Regions from separate parts of the Homo sapiens genome. Here region 1 is linked to region 2. A link is a contact called in ENCODE Hi-C or POLR2A ChIA-PET data. All regions are on one chromosome and are shown on one strand. The core of a region is the stretch at or near the end of the contact, and the rest is flanking DNA. Distances in the headings are between cores, read along the strand shown. Region 1 holds the start of CAPNS1 (calpain small subunit 1). Region 2 holds the start of HAUS5-DT (HAUS5 divergent transcript).

Region 1 (6,539 bases), core at 3,896-6,395, 530 kb after region 2:
GGGAGGTGACAGGACAGATCACTAGGGGTGGCTGTCATGAGAACTTTAGGCTGGAGTGCAGTGGTGCAATCAAGGCTCACTGCAGCCTCTACCTCCTGGGCTCAAGTGATCCTCCCACCTCAGCCTCCCGAGTAGCTGGGACTACAGGCACATGCCACCATGCCTGGCTAGTTTTTGGTATTTTTTGTAGAGATGGGGTCTTGCCATGTTGCCCAGGCTGGTCTCAAACTCCTAGGTTCAAGCGATCCTCCTGCCTCAGTCTCCCAAAGTGCTGGGATTCCAGGCATGAGCCACCGCACCTGGCCCTGTTGTGAGAACTTCTGACTCTTTCCTGGAGTGGGGTGCAGCCAGGGCAGGGCTCTGAGCCTACAGGGCCCTGACCTGACTCAGGTGGTCTCAGGCTTCCTCTGGCTCCACAAGAGGAGCAGACAGCAGGGAGCAGACAGAAGGGAGCAGGCTGTGGGGTGTCCAGGTGGGAAAGGATGGAGGCTGTGGCAGGGTGGGGACAGTGGAGGGGAAGAGTTTAGTTTCTGTAGGTGGAGCCAATAATATCTGCTGACAGGTTGGAGTGGGTGTGAAGGAGAGAGGTGAAGGACCACCCCGGAGTGTTTGGCCTCAGTCACTGGAAGGACAGAGCTGCCACTGACCTAGGTGGGGAAGGTAGTGAGGGAGCAGGTTCTGGAGGAAGGTCAGAAGCTCAGTTTAGGATATGTAAAGCTTAAAATGCCTCTAAGGGCCAGGTGCATTGGCTCACACCTGCAATCCCAGCACTTTGGGAGGCTGAGGCGGGTGGATCACGAGGTCAAGGGATTGGGACCATCCTGGCCAACATGGTGAAACCCCGTCTCTACTAAAAAATACAAAAATTAGCTGGGCATGGTTGCGCATGCCTGTAGTCCCAGCTACTCGGGAGGCTGAGGCAGGAGAACTGCTTGAACCTCAGAGGTGGAGGATGCAGTGAGCCGAGATCGCGCCACTGCACTCCAGCCTGGTGACAGAGCAAGACTCCGTCTCAAAAAAAGAAAAGAAAAAGAAAAAGGAAAAAAAAAGCCTCTGAGATCTTCCATCCTTTCCCATGGAAATGGTGAATATGATGCAGGATGTAGGAGCCTGGAGTTCGCAGGAGGTGTCTGGGCTGGAGATAGAAATTTGGGGGTTAGGGTTAGGGCCAGGTGCAGTGGCTCACGCCTGTAATCCTAGCACTTTGGGAGGCTGAGGTGGGAGGATCACTTGAGCTCAGAGTTCAAGACCAGCCTGGGCAACACAGTAAGACCTCATCTCTACAAATAATTAAAAAAGAAAAAAGATAAAGGAAATTTGGATGTTTGCCGGGCGTGGTAGCTTGTGCCTGTAGCAGTAGCTATTCAGGAGGTTGAGGCAGGAGGAGGATTCCTTGAGGCCGGGAGTTACAGGCTGCAGTGAGCTACATCACATCACTGCATTCCAGTCTGGGTGACAGAACCCCTGTCTCTAAGAACAACACAAAAAACTGGGCGTTGGCCGGGTGCTGTGGCTCATGCCTGTAATCCCAGCACTTTGGGAGGCCAAGGCGGGTGGATCACAAGGTCAGGAGATCGAGAACATCCTGGTTAACACGGTGAAACCCCGTCTCTACTAAAAATACAAAAAATTAGCCAGCGTGGTGGCAGGTGCCTGTAGTCCCAGCTACTCTGGAGGCTGAGGCAGGAGAATGGCGTGAACCCGGGAGGCGGAGCTTGCAGCGAGCAGAGATCGCGCCACTGCACTCCAGCCTGGGCGACAGAGTGAGACTCCATCTCGAAAGCAAAACAAAACAAAAAACTGGGCGTTGATAGCCTAGAGACAGGATTTAAGCTGTGCATGTAGGGGAGGCACCCCATGGCATGAGTGGTACAGAGAGGAGGATAGAGACCTAACACCTGGGGCTGCCGGGAATAAGGGGTTGGGGGCCAGAACTAGATGACAATATGGTTACGATTGGCAGTGAGTGCCATGAGAAAGTACAAGTCATTTTGAAAGCATATAACTGGAAGCCTCACCTAGTCTCAGGTTGGGTGGAGACAGGGAGGTCTTTCTGGAAGAGATGACTCCTGAGGTGACACCTGCAGCCTGAGTAGCTACACAATCAGGCCAGAAAAAAAAAGGCAGCAGGGGAGTTCCTGGCCGAGGGCATGAGGGCTGGCAGCAAGTGAGCCTCGGGAGAGGGCAGAGAGCTGGAGCAGTCAGTCTGGCAGGGAGGGGTGTGGTGAGAAGGGAATCTGGATTAGTCATCACCAAAAGATCTGTGCCAAGCCCGGGTTCAGATCTGGTTCTGCCACCCTCCGTGACCCTGCCTTTCAGAATCTCCATTCTCTCTCCTGCCCTGCAGACAAGGCTTGTGTAGCAGTTACCTTGGCCTGGCCCCAGCAAGGCCTCAGGAAACATCAGCTGCAACTAGTTTTGTCTGTTGTGATGTTGTTATTTGACCTATTATATTAATTATATTATTAACGCATAAGGGTAGTGGTTAAGGATACAGGCTAGGGAGAGTGACTGCTTGGGTTTAACCTCAGAGTCGGTTTACTTATCTGTAAAATGGGGATAATAAATAGCATCTATGTCACAGGGCTGTTAGGAGAACAAGGGAACTGATGGACGTCAAGCACTTGGAGGAGTGGTTGATGGTTACTTGTTTTTGTATCTTTTTTTTTTTTTTGAGACAGTTTCGCTCTTGTTGCCCAAGCTAGAGTGCAATGGCACGATCTCGAGTCACTGCAACCTCTGCCTCCCGGGTTCAAGCGATTCTCCTGCCTCAGCCTCCCGAGTAGCTGGGATTACAGGCACACGCCACCACGCCTGGCTGATTTTTTGTATTTTTAGTAGAAACAGGATTTCACCATGTTAGTCAGGGTGGTCCCAAACTCCTGACCTCAGTGATCTGCCCACCTCGGCCTCCCAAAGTGCTGGGATTACAGGCGTGAGCCACCACACCTGGCCTGTTTTTGTACTATTTAAGGAAGACTAAGAGTCTACCAGCTGAGGAATACAGCTGGCCTCGAGGCTGAGGGAACAGCATGAGCACAGACACAGAGCTAATGGGGGCATTTACAAAGCATTTATCACCAATTTATTTATTTATTTATTGGAGACGGAGTTTCACTCTTGTTGCCCAGGCTGGAGTGCAATGGTGCAATCTTGGCTCACTGAAACCTCTGCCTACTGGGTTCAAGCGATTCTCCTGTCTCAGCCTCCCGAGTAGCTGGGATTACAGGTATGCACCACCACATCCGGCTAATTTTGTATTTTTTAGTAGAGACAGGGTTTCTCCATGTTAGTCAGACTGGTCTCGAACTCCCGACCTCAGGTGATCTGCCCGCCTCAGCATCCCAAAGTCCTGGGGTTATTGGCATGAGCCACTGTGCCCAGTATTTATTTGAGACAGAGTCTCGCTCTGTCACCCAGATTGTAGTGCAGTGGCATGATCTCGGCTCACTGCAACCCCCGCCTCCTGGGCTCTGGTGATCCCCCCACCTCAGTCTCTAGAGTAGCTGGGACTAGGCGCATGCCACCACATTCAGCTAATTTCTGTATTATTTGTAGAGACAAGGTCTCACTATATTGCCCAGGCTGGAGTCAAACTCCTGGGCTCAAGAGATCCTCCTGCCTCAGCCTCCCAAAATGCAGGGAATACAGGCATGAACCACTTCACCCAGCCACCACTTAAGTTTTTTTTTTAATAATCAGTATTGCTGCAGATATCATTTAATTTTGATAGGGGGCCTAGTGGTATGGAGCAACCCATGTTCCCATTTTACAGATGAGAAAATCGCTGCTCAGGAATATCAAGCCACTCTTTTGGGGTTGTGCAGTTATTACAGGGCACAGCCAGGATTCAACTCAAGCCTAGCCAGCCTGCAGGGTAGGGGATAAGAGCCAGCCAGCCTGCCTGGGGGCCAGATTTAGCTCCCCCCGATGAGTCCTGAAAAAGTACTGGACTCCCGTGGCTCATGCCTGTAATCCTAGCACTTTGGCAGGCCGAGGCAGGTGGATCACCTAAGATCAGGAGTTTGAGACCAGCCTGGCCAACATGGTGAAACCCCGTCTCTACTAAAAATACAAAAATTAGCTGGGTGTGGTGGTGCATGCCTGTAATCCCAGCTACTCGGGAGGCTGAGGCAGGAGAATCGCTTGAACCTGGGAGGCAGAGACTGCAGTGAGCTGAGATGGCGCCACTGCACCCCAGCCTGGGCAACAGAGCAAGACGCTGTCTCAAAACAAAAAAAAAAAAAAAGAAAAGAAAAGAAAAGAAACCAGGCTATGTAAAAATATTATTGTAAAAAATTAAATTAAATCAAAAAAAGGCCGGTAGCCCATACCTGTAATCCCAGTACCTCACAGTACTTTGGGAGGCTGAGGCAGGAGGACGGCTTGAGGCCCGGAGTTCAAGAGCAGCCTGGGCAACATAGCGAGACCTCCGTCTCTATTATGTAAAAACAATAATATTTTTTAAGTAAATAAAGAAACCAGGCCGTGGCCAAAGGAATCTTCCTGTGTCTGGGGCCTTCTTTAGAGGCTAGCATACTGAGGACACTCTTTGGGCCAGTCCAGGAAGGAATGATTCTGGTGGCCCCTGACTGGGGCGGGGGCGTGGTAAGGTTCGCCTGGGAGGCGGCGCAGGCGCTGCCTGCGGTTTGACTGCCATCCGGGCTGCTGCAGGCACTGGGAAAGGCAATCCAGCCTCAATCCTCGCCACAGACACGGGCGACTGTCCCCCAGCGTGTGAGTCAAACCATACTCCAGGCCTCCAGGAGGTGTTTGTCGCGACAACACCTGCAGAGGGCCCGTGCGGAGTCCCTTAGTGAGCGGACCGAAAACCGCCACCCTGGAAGGATATTGGCATGCCCTAGGGTGAAAATTCACACTACGACACTCGGGGGGTGGGTCCCCTCCGAGTTCTCGTCCGCGGGTGCCTCCACCCAGACCTGAGGGGTGTCGGGAAGACCCCCGCCTACCGAGTCAGGGCGGGATTAAGACCTCCGGCGCTGGAAACGCGTAGGGCGGGGCCCAGACCTGGATCCAGCTAGCCGGGCGGTGTGGGGTGCGCATGCGCAATGTCCGCTTCGGCTCTAGGACCGCGCGGGCGACAGCAGGGCCGCGGTGCAGTGTCCGACCCGAGAGTTGCGGCCTGAGTCACCGGCCCCGCCCTCCGGAGCCGGACGCTGCGGGAGGCCCGGGAGCGGCAGTGGAACCGACTCCCAGAACTCCGGACGTGTGCGGCGGTAAGCGCCCGGCCCGTACCCCCTCCGCACCCCGCAACTCCGACTTTGGCGGCCCCCAGACCCGGCGAAACCGTGAAGTCTCGGCCTCAGGAGCCCCCCAGATCCATGGTCTCAGATTCGAACCCTCAGACCTGTTCGATCTCCTTTTATGCCGTCCCGGGGACCCTTCTCCACCCTCTGTCTCATGATCCAAAATACAGGCCCATAGGTTTCAGAGATACCCTGTGAATTCTTCCTTGGGGTGTCCTGAACCGCGATCGTAGATCTGTGCCCCCAGTTCCAGCGGGGAACCCCATTGTCCGGGAACCCAGAGCTCACAGCCACGATCTTAGACCCGAGCCCACAGAGCCAGAGGTGACACTGGAATCCTGCCGCTGGGAATACCTAAATTCTCAAGCCCACATTTGGGATTTCCTAAACCCCGCCCTGGGGCCCTTTAGGCCGTGGATGTTTGCTCCGCGCCCATGACCTGCCAAGGACCTCTACATTCAGGCTGGGCTCTGGATCTCACATTCTAGCGCCCAGACATGTCGGGAACGCCTTACGCCAACTTGGGGTCCCCACCAAGAGAACCCCCACCAGATCTGCACCCTCCCCTTCACGCGTGCACCCAGTCCAGGCTCCCTCAAGCCCCACGGGTGCCTTTTAGACCTGAGGAGGTTGCAAACCTGATCCCCCATACCTGCCCCACCCATCCGCGGACAACCCGCCCTCGCAAACTCAGACCCCCACCCGGAGGCTTCAGATTCCTCCCAGGTCCAGCTGCCGGAAATGCGTGTTTGAAGGGAGGGTGTGGGCTCAGGGGCGAAGCACCCACTGGTCCCCTTTTTTCCCCCCAGCAGTGAGTCGCAGCCATGTTCCTGGTTAACTCGTTCTTGAAGGGCGGCGGCGGCGGCGGCGGGGGAGGCGGGGGCCTGGGTGGGGGCCTGGGAAATGTGCTTGGAGGCCTGATCAGCGGGGCCGGGGGCGGCGGCGGCGGCGGCGGCGGCGGCGGCGGTGGTGGAGGCGGCGGTGGCGGTGGAACGGCCATGCGCATCCTAGGCGGAGTCATCAGCGCCATCAGGTAAGGCGGAGACTATCAGAGGGGCGGGGCCTGGGAATGGGAGGAGCCTCAGTGAGGCGTGGTCTGGGAGGGGCGTGGTCTAAAAATAGAATAGGATTAACCTGGAGGCTAACCTGGGTACATGAATTAGGCCGGGGAGGCCTGGTTTGAGAGTTCTGCTGTAAGGGGGTGGACCCCAGTGAGGCGGATATCAGTCATTGGGGGCGGTGCTTGATATGGGAGTAGTCTGATTGTGTGGG
Region 2 (6,743 bases), core at 251-2,750:
ATAATAGCTTGATCCTTTCGGGCCTTGCTTTTAAGCATGGTTGGTTAGTCAGCATCAGAGAAGTATTTCATCTAGGGCAGGGGCAGGGGTCTCCAAACCCCAAGCCGTGAACCAATACAAGTCCATGGCCTGTTAGAAACCAGGCTGCACAGCAGGAGGTGAGTGGCGTATGGGTGAGCATCACTGCCTGAGCTCCACCTCCTGCCAGATCAGGAGCGGCATTAGATTCTTACAGGAGCGCAAACCCTATTGTGAACTGTGCATACGAAGGATCTAGATTGCGCACTCCTTATGAGAATCTAATGCTTAGGCGGGGCATGGTGGCTCACACCTGTAATGCTAGCACTTTGGGAGGCTGAGATGGGCTGATCACTTAAGGTCAGGAGTTCAAGACCAGCCTGGCCAACATGGTGAAACCCCGTCTCTACTAAAAATACAAAAATTAGCTGGGCATGGTAGCGGGCGCCTGTAATCCCAGCTACTCAGGAGGCTGAGGCAGTAGAATCGCTTGAACCCCGGAGGCAAAGATTGCGCTGAGCCGAGATCGGGCCACTGCACTCCAGCCTGGGTGAAAGAGGGAGACTTCACCTCAAAAAAAAAAACAGGGAAGAAAAAAAAAAAGAGAGAGAGAGACAGAGAATATAATGCCTCACGACCTGAAGTGGAACAGTTTCATCCCGAAACCATCCACTGCTCCCACCCTCCATCCCCCAGACTGTGGAAAAATTGTCTTCCATGAAACCAGTCCCTGATGCTCAAAAGGTTGGGGACTGCTGGTCTAGCGCAGACCTCTCACACCTGCTGTGTCCCAAATTGACCCACCCCTGCTGCTTATTTTTACCACCCCTACCTGGTGGTGCGTCTGTCTCCCCACTCAACTGTGAGCTCCGTACAATAGGGACCAGGGCTGTTGTGGTCACCATGGTGTCCCCAGCATCACCCAGCACAGGGTCAGCTCCCTGAGTTTATGGAATGGTAAGCACGAATGAATGGGAAAACGCATGCCAGGGAAATGTTAGGGTCATGCTCTCTGCCCCTACCCTCCACTCAGACATGAGACACCTGTTTCTGAAATCAAAGAGCAGTAAGTCCAGGATCTCATTGCCTGGTTCCAGTCCTCCTAGGACGCAAGTCCCATTTTGTCAAGAAAATAAAGGGGGTGAGCGTGGTGGCTCACGCCTGTAATCCCAACATTTTGGGAGGCCGAGGCGGGAGGATCGCTTGAGCCCAGGAGTTCAAGAGCCCAGAAGCTGAGACTAGCCTGGGCAACAAGTGAGATCCCATCTCTATTAAAATAAAAGTGTTTAGTTAAAAGAAGAAAAAGAAAATAAATGGAAGCATCAAGGACTGTTTTGCCTCTTTCGGGTTAGCTGGTAGTGAGCGGGAGAACGAGGGAAGGCGGGCGGGGCTGCAGTCTCTCCACGCCCTTTTCATTTCCACTCAAGGAGACCTACCTGGGAAGAGTGAGCGCTGCAAGACCCAGCCTGACCGCGCTAAGATTACTATGCAGCGCCCGAGCCCGCTGTCTGCCCGGCAACCGATGACGTCACTGTTGGCGCGCCCGTGACGTCAGAGGCGGGCGCCACACTTGAAGAGGCTGAGGGAGGCGGTGTCGCCGCCGCGGCGCTGTCATGGAGCTAGCGCAGGAAGCGCGGGAACTGGGTTGCTGGGCGGTCGAAGAGATGGGGGTGCCCGTGGCGGCCCGGGCCCCGGAATCGACGCTGCGCAGGTGAGGACCGCTCCTGGAGTGAGGACACCCCACCCTGGAGATTGAGTCTCCGGGAGTGAGAACTCCACCCCTCATTGAGGACTCGACTCCCCCCAATTCCCCATCGAGAGTGACCCGACTTACTGAGGGCTCCCTACCCTGGGAGGCTCCCCAGAGTGAGGTCCCTAGCACTGGTGAGGATCCTCCACGAGTTAGCTAAGACCTCGCTCCTTATGGAAATAGGATCTCCAGAGTGAGGCTGTCCCCGCAGCACCTCCCCTCCCTCCCTTAACCTAACCAAGAAGGACACTCAGGAGTTAGCCGTGGCCACCCCATCGGGGATTGAAGCTGTAGGAGTGATGCCCCACGTCTGGTCATGAGATGGCACTTCCTGGCAGTACATCCCCCACCTCCACCTCTGGATGTGACTGGGATAACCCACTCCCAGGAGAAAGGGAGCACCCGCCTCTCCCGCGCTCCCCCACCACCCGCCTTCCCAGGGAATGAGAATAACACCACACTTAGTGCAAACATCCAGTCCCTACAAAAAAAATGTTTTACCAATTAGCCGGGTGTAGTGGTGCCTGCCTGTAGTCCTAGCTACTCTGGAGGCTGAGGTGGGAGGATCGCATGAGCCCAGGAGGTTGAGGCTGCAAGGAGCTATGATCGTACCACTGCGACAGAGCGAGACTGTCTCTTAAAAAAAAAAAAAAAAAAAAGGCAAAAAAAAGTTTGGGCCTTCCCTCCTCAAGAAGTGAGAACTCCCTAGTAAAAACTCCCTACCACCATCACCCTAGGAATGAGGATCCCACACCCTGTGTGCTGCCCCAGGCATATGCTTACACACTGTCCCCACAGGCTGTGTCTGGGCCAGGGGGCTGACATCTGGGCCTACATCTTGCAGCATGTGCACAGTCAGAGGTAAGCTGGGCTAGAGCAGGGGAGGGGGCACAGGTGAGGCCCATAGTAACTCCTCTTTCTGCCTCTGCACTGTAGGACTGTCAAGAAGATCCGGGGAAACCTACTCTGGTAACTGCTTCTTAAAGCTATCCCCTCCTGTCTTCCCCACTCCCATTTAGCCCTGTCCCCACCACAGCATCACACCTATTGCCCTCCCCCCTAGAAGCCCCACTCATCCGCTGACTCTGGCCTCGTTTTCCTAGGTATGGCCACCAGGACAGTCCACAGGTGAGAAGCATATGCTACAAGATTCTCTTTCATCCGAAAAATGACTTGTAGATCTTCTGCTCTAAGCCCAACCAGGTGCTGGGTGATGCTGGGGACAATGGGTCACAAGACAGCCTTGATCTCCATCCTCATAGGGCTTAAAGTCCAGTGGAAACAGCATTAGCTCAGCCAGGTGCAGTGGCTCACACCTGTAATCCCAGCACTTTGGGAGGCTCACCTGAGGCCTCATCTCAGGTGATGAGATCACCTGAGGGCTCCAGGAAGCGATCAGTACTGGGACAAAGATGTGGTTTGGGAGGCGGATCACCTGAGGTCAGGAGTTCGAGACCAGCCTGGCCAACACGGTGAAGCCCTGTCTCTAATAAAAATAAAAAATTAGCCAGGCGTGGTGGCACACGCCTGTAATCCTAGCTACTTGGGAGGCTGAGGCAGGAGAATCGCTTGAACCTGGGAGGCAGAGGTTGCAGTGAGCTGAGATCGCACTACTGCACTCCAGCCTGGGCAATAGAGCGAGACTCTATCTCAAAAAAAGAAAAAATAAATAAAGAGCATTAATTAGCTGGGCGCAGAGAGGTGGGACCTGGATATGTGGCATCAAAGCTGGTGAGAAGAGATGATGGGACAGGTATGGGAGAGATGCTGAGGCCAGTGTGGGACCCAATGGGTGCAAGGGGCTCATATGACACCTAAGGGGAGGCTTCCAGGAGGCCTTGGGACTTCTAGGTGCAGGGCTCCGGGAAGAGATCAGTACTGGGACAAAGATGTGGTTGTCACCAGCACAGACAGGAAACAGGCTGGAAGTGTGGGTAAGACAATCCTAGGAGGAAGGAGGGAGGGAGCCAATACCCTAATGCTTCTGTGTCAGACACAGAAACTGCTGAGCAAAAACCCTCTGCCACCAGTTGAGGAGCCTGGTACCCCCAAAAGACAGGCCAGGCTGAGCCCCGATCAGACCATCTGACCCTGAATCTGATCCTCCCAGGTCCGTCGGAAGTTAGAGCTGGAAGCTGCTGTGACCCGCCTGCGGGCAGAAATCCAGGAACTCGACCAGAGCCTGGAGCTGATGGAGCGAGACACTGAGGCTCAGGGTGAGCCATGGGGCCAGAAGATGGGCACCAGAATGTGGGGCGGGAAAGGTGCTGATGGCCACCCCTGTTCCTCCCACAGACACGGCCATGGAGCAGGCACGTCAGCACACTCAAGACACCCAGCGTCGAGCTCTCCTCCTCCGGGCCCAAGCTGGGGCCATGCGAAGACAGCAGCATACGCTCCGAGATCCCATGCAGCGGCTGCAGAATCAACTGAGGCGCCTGCAGGACATGGAGAGGTGGGCCTCAGGGACCCACCCTCACCAGGCTGGGTGGCCAGACATTCTCTTAGAGACCTCAGGGCTCTGCCCTGATCCCTTCTTGGGTTCCAGAATTCTGGAACCATTAGGATGGAATGTCCATGAGGCCAGGAGGTTTTGTCATCTCAGTCACCTGTATTTTCAGTGCCTAGAATGATACCACCTGTATACCTAGAACACCAGCCCTGGGGAAACAGCCACAAACAGAGAACATGTCCCTGCCCTCCTGGAGCTTATGCTGTGACACAGAGAAGACAGATAGTAAAGTAGGAACCAAACAGACCCTATCATTTCTGGTAGAGATGAGTGCTGTGAAGAAAAGCCTATCATAGAAGGGAGAGGGAGATGCTGCCCTAGCGAGGGTGGTCAGCGAAGGCCTCTGAGGAGGGGACATTGAGTTGGAAGAGGAATTTCTGTGGAGAAGGAATAGCAAGAGCAGAGGTGGTGTGCTCAGCATGCAGGAAGAGCAGCCCGGAGGCCAATGTCAGCTCAAGTTTCTCAGGCAAGACCGAGAACCTGAGGAGGTGAGGTCGAAGGAGTGGACAGAGAACTGTGGATGATGTGTTGCGATTTTACCCTGACACTGGTTCATGCCCTGGCTTGGCCACTTAAAATTGGGTGACCTAAGGCTGGGCATGGTGGCTCACACCTGTAATCCCAGCACTTTGGGAGGCCGAGGCAGGCGGATTACTTGAGGTCAGGAGTTCGAAACCAGCCTGGCCAACATAGTGAAACCCCGTCCCTACTAAAAAATACAAAAATTAGTCGAGTGTGGTGGCACGTGCCTGTAGTCCCAGCTACTCAGGAAGCTGAGGCAGGAGAATCACTTGAACCCAGGAAAAGGAGGTTGCAGTGAGCCTGGATTGCACCACTGCACTCCAGCCTGGGTGACAAGAGCAAAACTCTGTTTAAAAAAAAAAAAATTGGGTGACCTTGGGCAAGGTATTTAACTTCTTTCTATGTGCCTCAGATTCTAAGATCTGTGGAATGGGGATAATATTAATACCAAGCTTATAGGGTAGGCATGATCGTTAGGTGGAATAAATCATGTGAAGTGCTTAGAGAAGTGCCTGTTAACCATTGTTATTCTGGGTTTGGTTTTTTTGTTTTGTTTTGTTTTGTTTTTTTGAGACAGAGTCTGGCTCTGTTGCCCAGGCTGGAGTGCAGTGGCATGATCTTGGCTCACTGCAACCTCTGCCTCTGGGGTTCAAGCGATTCTCCTGCCTCAGCCTCCCCAGTAGCTGGGATTATAGGCGCATGCCACTGTGCTCGACTAATTTTTGTATTTTTAGTAGAGACGGGGTTTCACCATGTTGTCCAGGCTGGCCTTGAACTCCTGACCTCAAGTGATCCACCTACCTCAGCCTCCCAAAGCGCTGGGGTACAGGCATGAGCCACCACGCTGGGCCCATTGTTATTCTGAATGCGCTGGGGAAACATCACATTATTTTGGACAGATCTGAGCAGGGACATGATCTTCCTACAGTTTTAACAGAATCACTGACTTCTGGGTGGCAAACAGTCTCGTGGAGCAAAAGCAGTGGGGAGGCTAATGCAATATTCCAGCTGGGAGGTGACAGTGGCCTAATCTGGAGATGGCTCCCGAGATCTAGGCTTAGTGATTCCTCTGACCGGCCTTGCTGGCAGTGAGAGGAGATGGGGCACAGACATCTGTTCTCCCAGGGACCCCAGCCCCAGCTGCACTTCTCCCTCCAGGAAAGCCAAAGTAGATGTGACCTTTGGATCCCTCACGTCGGCAGCTCTGGGCCTGGAGCCCGTGGTCCTGGTAAGAGTCCTGGTCATGGGAGAAGGGGCAGGGAGCCTGGAGTCAGGCAGATGCTAGGGTCCCCCTCAGGTCCCTTCCTCCTCTTCTCCCTAGCGTGATGTCCGAACAGCCTGCACCCTCCGGGCCCAGTTCCTGCAGAACCTCCTGCTTCCCCAGGCCAAGAGGGGCAGCCTCCCGTGAGTGTCCCTAGCCCCCAGAGACCCTGTAAAGACCCTGGGTTTTAAGTGGGGGTCTCTTATTTATTAATTCCTCAGACACTGAGCTTCTGGGCTACGTTCTGTAGAAGGGGACTTCCAGGCTGGGAATAGAAGGAGACAGTCTCTCATCACAAACAGTGACAGCCAGGTGGTCAGGGCTGTTGCGGGAGTGAGGAGGCCTGAGAGGCTCTGGGCACCCAGAGGCAGTGCCTTTCCCAGCTAAGAAGGCAGGGAGGGGAGAGGTTCTCTGGTGAGGAGGCTTAGCTGGGGTGAAGGGTCCAGAGAGTGTCCCAGATGAACAACCCATGTAAAGGCCCCAAAGCCAGCAGGTTGGTATAATTGGGGAACTCAAGTCTAACAGGCATAGGGAAGATGACAGCCCCTACCTTATAGGGTGGTGGTGATAACTAGAGGATAATTGACGTGTCTTGTAACGTTCTCTGTCCGCTTACCCAACCCCACAGAACCCCTCATGATGACCACTTTGGCACTTCGTACCAGCAGTGGCTGAGCTCA

The links. Hi-C counts contacts between places; a loop is a spot of excess contacts on that map. ChIA-PET counts read pairs that join two places held with the same protein, here RNA polymerase II (POLR2A). Pooled maps may share reads with other maps.
Region 1: a loop to region 2 is called in a pooled map, with 6 times the contacts of the local background. The contact joins the promoter of CAPNS1 here to the promoter of HAUS5-DT in region 2. A Hi-C loop is called at or near these places in 4 of 50 pooled maps. POLR2A ChIA-PET finds 5 or more read pairs at or near these places in 2 of 52 experiments (HEK293 and T-cell).

The regions. Positions count from the first base shown.
Region 1 is chr19:36,134,921-36,141,459 of GRCh38, forward strand. CAPNS1 (calpain small subunit 1) reads left to right here and starts at 5,146. Exons shown (of 11, transcript NM_001749.4): 1 at 5,146-5,237; 2 at 6,077-6,300. The coding sequence starts at 6,092. LOC105372385 (a long non-coding RNA gene) reads right to left here and starts at 5,062. Exons shown (of 3, transcript XR_935954.3): 1 at 4,971-5,062. RefSeq lists enhancers at 5,413-5,462, 5,553-5,612.
Region 2 is chr19:35,611,164-35,617,906 of GRCh38, forward strand. It overlaps HAUS5-DT (HAUS5 divergent transcript), which reads right to left and starts at 1,501. Exons shown (of 2, transcript NR_186318.1): 1 at 1,455-1,501. HAUS5 (HAUS augmin like complex subunit 5) reads left to right here and starts at 1,572. Exons shown (of 19, transcript NM_015302.2): 1 at 1,572-1,729; 2 at 2,567-2,629; 3 at 2,705-2,737; 4 at 2,872-2,896; 5 at 3,879-3,984; 6 at 4,064-4,223; 7 at 5,961-6,030; 8 at 6,124-6,206; 9 at 6,692-6,743. The coding sequence starts at 1,632. RefSeq lists enhancers at 1,306-1,861, 1,450-1,709.